Linked DNA regions of Mus musculus: region 2 is linked to region 1. Evidence: chromatin contacts called from ENCODE POLR2A ChIA-PET data. All regions are on one chromosome and are shown on one strand. The core of a region is the stretch at or near the end of the contact, and the rest is flanking DNA. Distances in the headings are between cores, read along the strand shown. Region 1 holds the start of Ldlr (low density lipoprotein receptor). Region 2 holds the start of Rab3d (RAB3D, member RAS oncogene family).

What was found. ChIA-PET counts read pairs that join two places held with the same protein, here RNA polymerase II (POLR2A).
Region 2: POLR2A ChIA-PET joins it to region 1 with 13 read pairs in embryonic stem cell. The contact joins the promoter of Rab3d here to the promoter of Ldlr in region 1. POLR2A ChIA-PET finds 5 or more read pairs at or near these places in 4 of 5 experiments (Patski and embryonic stem cell).

What each region holds. Positions count from the first base shown.
Region 1 is chr9:21,722,321-21,726,883 of GRCm38, forward strand. It overlaps Ldlr (low density lipoprotein receptor), which reads left to right and starts at 1,256. Exons shown (of 18, transcript NM_010700.3): 1 at 1,256-1,524. The coding sequence starts at 1,458. Gm26511 (a long non-coding RNA gene) reads right to left here and starts at 1,036. Exons shown (of 4, transcript XR_001779098.2): 1 at 1-1,036.
Region 2 is chr9:21,916,546-21,921,466 of GRCm38, forward strand. It overlaps Rab3d (RAB3D, member RAS oncogene family), which reads right to left and starts at 1,638. Exons shown (of 5, transcript NM_001324531.1): 1 at 1,477-1,638. It overlaps Tmem205 (transmembrane protein 205), which reads right to left. Exons shown (of 4, transcript NM_178577.5): 4 at 4,464-4,804. The coding sequence ends at 4,499.

The DNA.
Region 1 (4,563 bases), core at 6-2,505:
GACAGCCTTCTGGTTTAGCCATCCAGTGTCAAGAGGGGAAAAAGGCCACATGTGGTTGGTTTTGCTTCGAGGGAAGAGATGCCCTTCTGTGTGTTCAACTCCTTGTAACAGGATAAAGCGGTACCAGCAGGTGCCTAAGGAAATAAACCAAAAATCAACATTTCTGTCAACACAGGAAGGAACCCATTGATTCTCAGATGAATTATTTAAAATAATTTCAACTTTAGCTTTGAAACAGGGTCTCTTGACAGGTGGTAGTGGGGTGGTAGTAAACACTCAACATTTAATCCCAGCACTCAGGAGTTAGAGGCAGGCAGATCTCTGAGTTCTAGGCCAGCCTGGTCTACAGAGTCCAGGACAACCAGGGCTACACAGAGAAACCTTGTCTTGAAAAACAAAACAAACAGAAACAGAAACAAAACAAAAGAAGAAAAGGAAAGAAAAGAAAGAAAGAAGGAAAGAAGAGGAGGAGGAAACAGAATCTGTGTAGCCCAGGCTAGTCTGGAACTTGCTGTCCAGACCAGTTTGGACTTTGCTCACAGAGATCTGCCTGCCTTCTTCCTAGTTTCAGTGTTACCATATCTTGCTATGGAATTCTTCCATTAATAATTATAATTATTCTAACTACTGGGTCCTACCCCCCAAACCAAGTAATGTTTCTTCTTTCTAATTAATTAATTAGTACAGGGGAGTGTGTGTGGAAGTTAGAGGACAATTTGCTGGAGTTGGTTCTGGTTCTCTCTCCTTCCAGTATGTGGATCCCTGGGATCAAACTCAGGTCTTCAGGCTTGCACCCTCACCCACTGAGCCAACTCGCTCACCCGCACACGCCGCCGCGTTTTATATACATTTCTCGCTGAGTGTTTGTGTTTATGGACGGATCCAGATAAAACCTGCAACTGTACTTGGGTCAGAAATCTATGTGCCCATTCCTAGACAGGAAAGCAAACTTGCTGCAAGAAGTGTAGGGGTCGGGGGTGGGAGGGGGCTTCGCATACTTCTGTTTTGCTTTGGAGGTGGAAAGGAAAGCGTCAGAAGGCGACCCAGGGTGTGGAAGGGCGTGGGTCGTCCCTTGAACACTCAAACAGCAACGCGGGCGGCTAAGTGTCCGGGAAGCGGTGAAATTCTGTGGGAGGAATTTGAGGAACTTCCCACTGCTGCGGGAGCTTCAGGGGTTAAAAGAGACGATGTCACATCGGCCGTTCCAAGCTCCTCCCCGCTCAGTGAGGTGAAGATTTTTGAAAATCACCCCATTGCAGACTCCTCCCCCGCCTGGAAACCTCGCCCCTAGTACTGGGAATGACTCTGGGCGTGCGGCGTAGTTTGCAGCCGGGACACCGTGAGGCTTGCGAGCCCAGATTCGCAGCCGAGACACCGTGGGGCCCGCGATCCAGTGTTTGCAGCGGGAACATTTCGGGGTCTGTGATCCGAGTGAGGACGCAACGCAGAAGCTAAGGATGAGCACCGCGGATCTGATGCGTCGCTGGGTCATCGCCCTGCTCCTGGCTGCTGCCGGAGTTGCAGGTAAGGCTTTGCGCCAGGAGCCTGCCCGGGGTCAGGGGCAGCCGTCCTGAACTCGGAGAGCCCCGAGTGGTTTTATTTTTGGTCGAGAAATACAACCATTCGTGCGAACTTGATGTGATGTCCTTCCCACGTGGCTGGAGGGAAGTGTTTTGGAAATAGGGTGCCAGAGCTGTAGGGGGTCAGAGTGGGTTTGGGGAGTCCGGTGGGTGCTCTCCCAAGTCAGAGGTGTCTTTCAGAGCTATGTGTGAGGGAATCCAAGAGGAGGGGTCCCATCATTCGTTTTAAGGGCTGGGGAGACCCAGGCCCAGCTGTTCAACTTTGGGGTCGCTAGTCGTAGTTACAGGACTTGGGGGTCTCCACACTGCACTCAAACCCGGCTACTGCCGCGTGCCCCAAAACTCCGCCCTAACCCCACCTCCCACCGCACCCCCGAGCTCCTATTGGGTGCAGCCGGAACAGGCGAGCCTCGAGCCACTCCCCTCGCCCAATGGAGGAAGAGGATGATGTTCAGGGGCGTGGCTTGCACGACCCTCCCGGGTGGGGTGGGGCTACACATCCGGGCCGGCTGGGTCCTCCTTGTGAGCCTTCAGTCCCTACCTTGTCCCTACTTCCCTGGTTTGGTGCAGATGTGCCTCAGGCAACCCAGACACCCGTAGCTGAGACCATCAGGCAGGGAGGGCCAGGGACCTGGCAAAGACTTTTGCAGGCCTGGTTCGTTCCCACTCTCTGAACGTGTAGGATTGGACAGATCCATAAAGTGGACTTTAGTTTTAGGAGAGGCGTTGGAATTTGGACAGGAAGGGAGATGGTGTTACAATCTCACCAACAACTTCTTTGCAGCACTGGGAAAAGTGCTCCACCTCTCCCTCACTTTATAGACAGGGTCTCATGTAGCCTAGGCTGGCCTATAAGTCACTGTGTAGTCTCTAGCCCCTAATTCTCCTGCCTCAGCTCGGGAGTGTTGGGATGACAGGCATGTGCCACCATGCCTGGATTTGGGGACACCATGGATAGAACCAGGGTCCATGAATGCCTGGGTTACTGCTTTTCTTGCAGTCAGCCTGGCTGGCCAAGAACATTTTAATTGCTTTTTCCTCCTCAGAACCAGCTTCGGTTCTGACCCCACAGGAGCTTGGCAGGAGTGCCCTTCAGTTAGCTGTGAGTAGCTGTCAACTGGACAATCCCTGGGGATGCTTCCTTGAGACAGCCTGGCTGAGCTGGGCATCCTGGGGCACACCTGTAGTCTCAGCACCTGGAAGGCAGAGGCAGGTGGATTCCTGTGATTTCCAGGGCAGGCAGGGCTATACAGTGAACCCTGGACTAAGAGAGAGGGAGAGGGGAGAGGTTGAACACTGAGACAAACACTTAGCTATCCTGTTATAATTGTAGACAAGGCTAGACCAGATACCCTGCTCAGCTTGCGTTTCACCCATCATTGCCTTCTTTAACAAGAAGAAAGAAAGAAAACCATTTTATAAAGTCTTGAGCAAGAGCTGAGGTTTCCCATCTCACCGGAAGGCCAAGGGCCCCGGTGCTGGTCTCCCCAGACTCTCATGCTCATAGCAACGACGGTGACTACAGCTTGCTCTATGTTAGGGTTACATGTGTTAACTGGACGATTTGTCTGTTTTAAGATTCGCCATGCACTAGTCGGGTGGTGGTGGCGCATGCCTTTAATCCCAGCACTTGGGAGGCAGAGGCAGGCAGATTTCTGAGTTCGAGGCCAGCCTGGAGCCTGGTCTACAAAATGAGTTCCAGGACAGCCAGGGCTATACAGAGAAACCCTGTTTAGAAAAACCAAAAAAAAAAAAAAAAAAGAAAGGAAGGAAGGAAGGAAAAGATTCGACATGCACACATTATCTTCGGGTTGCTCAAGAGCAGATCTGGGGGCTGGGGCGGTGGCTCAGTTAGTGACGTGGGGCAGCCTGAAATGACGGCGCTCAGAGGGTCCCAGGGCTTGAGGGTGCGATCTGGGCTCAGTGAGAGAAGGAGGAAGGCTGAGGAAGCCATTCAACTCGGACCTCTGGCTACACACACACAAACGCAGAGCCAGCAGTCGGTGTGAGGGGTGTCAGATAAGCCACAGGTCTGTCTAACACGGGAGGAGTACGGGTTTGCAAGCACTGTTAGCATGCCATGGGCGCATTCATTTGTCTCTGTTGCATTTCTTGCTGAGTAAAATTGGTAAAACACTGGATAAGGTTGGATTTTTTTCTCTTGTTCTTTTCATTTCTTTTTGGGGTATCTCCCTCTGAAGCCCAGGCTGTCCTGCAATTGGAATTCTCTATGTAGTCCAGGCTGGCAATTCATCTGTGCCAGTGTCTCTCTCTCTCTCTCATAGTTTTCCTTTCTTTCTGGTTTTTTTTTTTTTTCTGTAGGTTCTCAGCGTACAGCTCAGGCTAGCCCTGCTTCTGACTCCTCAGCTCTGAGAACCTCTCACTTGAGCATCTCTGAGCTTACAAACCTGGCGGGCAGTGCTCCTGGCTCTGAGCACTCAGGGCTCTTATCTCCCCGATTGCTCCAGATAAGGCTCTGGCCTCTTCGGTTGCTTGGCTTTTGGCGCTCCTCTCCCTCTGCTTTAATTATATCAGCAGCATCTGCACCCTCTGGGCATGTGGAGCAAATGAGCTTTGGTTGCTAAGAGTGGAGTTGATCAACCCCATGGAGACGGCAGGAGTTGGCTGTTCCCAGATGGAGCTCATCTTAGGCTTGAGGCTAGCGAGCACCTTTGCTCCTGAGCTACCTTGGTGCAGGAGAACCTTGAAGTAGGAAAACGGATGCTGTGGAGGATTTACTAACAAACCTGCTTAGGCGATACTGTTACGCACAGTAAAATGGGCACAGTCTATGCCGGGATTGGGGTGACCGTATCCTGACCAGGCCCGTCATCAGGCCCCTGATGTTCAGGGTGACTGTGAAAACACTTGTGTAAATGTTTGTTCACCAGGGTTGACCTCCAATTGGGCTTCGTTCCCATAACAACAGGAGCCAGCCCTGACTTAGAACCAGCCATTAAGGCCCCTCCCCACATCAAAAAAC
Region 2 (4,921 bases), core at 388-2,887, 190 kb after region 1:
GGTCTCTGAAGAGACACAGCTGTGCATAAGAAAGAAACACCACAGTGAGAGGGCTGTGGTTGCTATTTAATCTTTACACAAAGGTGAGGCTGAGGGCTGGGGAGTAGAGCACTCACCTGCGTTTTCAGCCCCAGCACCCAGCAAACCAGGTGTGATGTGCACACCTGTAATTTCAGCACTACAGAGTGGAAACAGAGTACCAGGCGTTCAAAGCCATCCTGCGTTACATTGGAAGTTCCTTACCAAACTGGGGTGGGTTATATGAGAACTTGTCTCAGAAAGAAAGGAAGGGAGGAAGGAAGGAAGGAAGGAAAAAAGAAAGAGAGAGGGACAGAGAGAGAGAAAGAGAAAAAGGAAAGAAATATGGAACCTTTATAGTGGAAGGTTCAGATCTTCTCCCTTCAGGTGCAGGACCAGGTAACAGGTGAAAACTCAGGGCCAGTTGGGGCTGGGGGGCCGTGGTGGTGAGGAAGTTGCACGGGCTGCAAGCTGGACTTTGCCCAGTGCAAGCAGCTGGTATGGCCAGGTGTGTAGGTGTGTGTGTGACTGCCAGCTAGACAGAGCCCCTTCCATCAAGGCTTGGATGTTGAATTTAGCTGGTGCTTGCCTCTGGGGTGCTGTCCTGTCCTCTCCAAATCCACTGTAACCCTTTCCCTGTCTCCCAGGGTGAGGGTAATTTCTATATATATAACATAAGGTTTAAAGGCCCAGTTAGGCTCCCAAGTGGGTATCTACCATTTTATTTGTCAAAGGGGCCGGGCCTGGCTCCCTCTTGGCCAAAGCTGACTCACCCCAGCCATGGTCCACAAAGACAGGACTGAAAGTCATCAAATCCAAGAGAATTATCCTAGCCACTTAATGACTGCAAAACCCACCACCCCATATCCTCCTGTTTATATCTTCCCACACTCCAGCATTCTGTTTTATCCAAATCTAGGGTGTTCTTCCAAGCTCTCCCCCACCCCCGCCCCCACTTTGCTTTCTCCAGCTGTCTAGCTTAGAGCTGCTCTCCGAAGCCCAAGCAAAAGTATTTCTCAATGGCCTTCGGTGTTTTCTGTTTCTCTACTCCGTGCATTTCTAAGGAGAACGCAGCCAACCCCACCCTGTGTTCCGGGAGAACGGGTTTGAGGCGTCCGTCGGGCAGGGCCTCCAGGCTGGCCCCCGCCCCACCACGGCTTCTCTTCTGGGCCATCTAGGGGTCCCCTAGCCCTCAAGGTTGGCACCCGAACAGTCACTGCACTGCGTGCACCAGCAAGTGCCTCCCCCATCACCATATGGCGCCGTCGCTCGGCCCCAAGCTGGGCTTCTCGCCCACCCCGCCACCGTTCGCAGAGCTTGCCGGGTGCGGGGAACCCAGAAGAGCCAGCAGCACTGACAGGGGGTGCGGGACCCAGGCTCGCGCGGACCCCAGTTCAACCCTGTCATAGTGCACGCGCGTATCAGCGGGTTGGCAGGTGCACTCGCTCCTGGGCTCACCTCGGGTCCCGCCTTGCACACCAGGATCCGCCCACGAAGTTGCTACGGCCCCGCACAGGGCTGCGACCCTCGCCCCACAGCTGCCGGCGCTGCCAACACTGACACCCGGATCCCGCGCCGGCTCCGCCCAGGCGGAGGGGGCGAGGCCGCAGAAGACTAGGCGAGGTGAGCGGGTGGGGCCTAGAAGGGGCGGGGCGCCTTGAGAGTTGGCGCCCGGCGGTGGGCGTGGTCTTACGGGTGTGGGCGCCGCCAACGGAGCCAGGAGATGGGCGTGGCCTGTCGGAGGCTTGGACGCCACAAAAGTCCTAGCTGAGTGGGCGAGCCTTGCAGGCGGAGGTGGGGTCTGGCAGGGGCGGGGCCACCTCAAGAGGCGTCAGAGGTGGGCAGGGAGTTGAGAGGATGGGACCTGGTAGTATGGTAGGAGAGGGGTGGTAGGGATCTGGGAGTGCAAGTCTGTGGTCCTGAGCTAGAGCCCAGAGGAGCGGGAAGAGGCATTAAGTCCCATCAGAGCCTCTCTTTCCTAACTAGAGGTAGAAAACATTTTCTATGCATTCTGTGTTAACAGGAAAACCTCAGCAGCTGAGTTCTATTCCCATCTCCCCTTTCTAGGACTGTGACTCCTGACATATTTAACCTCTCTCAACCTCAATGTTTCCCTCTGTCGAGTGGTTCATAACAAGATTAGTGTAACCATAGTTTTATTCCTTTTACTTTTGGGGGCTGGAGAGATGTCTCAGCGGTTAAAATCACTTGTTCTTGTTGAGGATATGAGTTTGAGTCTCAGGACTCACATGGTGTCTAATAACTCCAGTTCCAGGAGACCTGACCCTTCTTACTTCATCAAACTGCAAGAGCCCACGTGGTGCAGACAAAACACTCATGTAAAATAAAATTTAAAATTCTAAAAATTAAAATTTTTTTGTTTGTTTTCCAGGCTTGCCTCAAACTCCTTAAGTACCAAGAGTAAATGTGAACTGATTCCCCTGGCTCCACCTCCCAAGGTCTGGGATTGAAGGTGTACAAAGCCATGCTGCTTTACACGGTGCTAGGGATGGAGCCCAAGGCTTCTTATATAGAGAGTGGTTACTCTATCTCCCCAGTGCTGGCCTGAATCCTAGGCATAATCCCCGTTCCACGTGGGAGGAGTCTGGCTCTAAAGGGTGCTAGATTCTTCTGTTCAACATGCCTAAGGGCTCTTGGAGTTAAAACATGTTTTAGAAATAAGGAAACTGGGGCTGGAGAGATGGCTCAGCAGTTAAGAGCACTGACTGTTCTTCCAGAGGTCCTGAGTTCAAATCTCAGGAACCACATGGTGGCTCACAACCATCTGTGATGGGATCTGATGCCCTCTTCTGGTGTGCCTGAAGACAGCTACAGTGTATTCATATATATAAATAAGGAAACTGAGGATCAAAGAAAAGTAGATATTTGCCAGAGTCCACACAGCAAGATTTCGAATTCAGTTGCTACTAAGCCTGATATGAGGGTTTCAGGGACCAACAGAGTAGAAGGAGAACCAATTCCCACAAGTTGTCCTCTGATCTCCACATGCAATAAACAAAAGAATAAATAAATGTAAAAAATCAAACAGAGCCGGGTGTGGTGGCACATGCCTTTAATCCTGGCACTGGGGAGGAAGAGGCAAAGGCAGGTGGATTTCTGAGTTCGAAGCCAGCCTGGTCTACAAAGTGAGTTCCAGGACAGCCAGGGCTACACAGAGAAACCCTGTCTCAAAAAAAAAAAAAAAAAAAAAAAAAAAATCAGACTTTTAGGTATGGTAGCTAACATTTGTAATTCCAGAATTTGGGAGGTAGAGGAAGACAGAAATCAGGAGTTCAAGGTCATACTCAGGTATGTAGTAACTTCAAGTTCAGCCTGAACTCAGAAGAGACTCCATCTCCAAAGTTATCTGCATGTGTGTCTAAACAGGTGAAATGGTGTATTTCTGTCATCCTAGTACTAGGAAGCTGAGACACGAGGACTGCCATGAATTTGAGGCTAGCTGGGTCACATAGTAAGTTTTAAATCAGATTGGCTACATAGTAATAAGAGCCTGTCTCAAAAATATAGAGACTGATATAGTAGCTCCTATCTGTAATTTTAGTACATGAGAGGTGGAGGCAGGAAAATTCTCAAGTTTCAGGCCAACTTGGGCCACAGGATTCCAAGTCAGCCTGAGCTAGAGACCCTGCCTCAAAGCACATACACACAGACCATTATCACACACACCATTACCACACAGAAACTTGAACGTCACTGCTCACTCAGATGCCTAAGGGAACAAGAGCTGCCTCCAAAGATTTAACATGAATTGTGCCGGAGAGTATTAGCTAGGAAGAGCTGAGTTATTCCTAGAAACAAGCAGTCCCCAAAGACTTCAGGATATCACTCACCCAGGTTCACAGCTCGGAATGGATGCTAGGGGCTAAGGAAAGATGTTCTAGCCTGTCTTGTAAACGCTTTTAAAAAAAGATTTATTTATTTTATTTATATGAGTACACTGTCACTGCTTTCAGACACACCAGAAGAGGGCATCAGATCCCATTACAGATGGTTGTGAGCCACCATGTGGTTTCTGGGAATTGAATTCAAGTCCTCTGGAAGAGCAGTCAGTGCTCTTAACCACTGAGCCATCTCTCCAGCCAGTAAACACTTCTGCTCACATCTCATCAGCCAAAGAAAGTCATAATGTCACTTCCAGTGTCGGCAGAATCGGAAATATGATTATGCCTGGGAGGTGGGAACCTGCTGTTGCTGCAGTAACACACAGGAAGGGCAGTGGGTAGAGCTGAGCCAGGTATACAGAAGTTACACAATATATGGTCACTGTTAGAGGAGACATGCTGGAACTTCAATAGCTCACACTCCAATGTGTCATGTCACCAGGTATGGGCAATCTGAGGCTCTGAGTGCTACACATGTGTATACACACACACACACACACACCCCTGGCTTTTCCTGAGGTGAAAAAAATGACCATGGCCATCTCCAAAGAAGCATTTATTGACACACAGGGTCTGTGTTAGAGGCTCCTGAGTCCCAGGGCAAGGCCCACAAGGCAGAGCCCATTGCTCAGCAGGCACCCCAGGTTGCAGAGGGAAGACAGGCCATGGTAGTGGTAGAACTTCCGGCGTAGAGCACTGTACTTGGGGTCCTTGTCCCGCAGCTGGCGGTAGGGATCAGGGCCCTGGAAGTTGCCTGGCACCTCTGTCCCCAGGCCCCGCTCTTTCTCTATGCTCTGCAGGGCCCGCATGACAGCCGTGGTGCGAGCCTCAAGCCAGCGAGCATTGATGGTGGCCAGTGTGAGGCTCAGAAGCAGCAGGGAAAGCTGGGGAGAGTGACAGAGTGACAGGGAGGTGAGGTAAGGGTGGCTGGGAAGTTTAGGGACCTGCATCCTCACGGGCCAGAGAGGTCCCTGAAAACAGCAGCCCTTAGGAAAGACTCT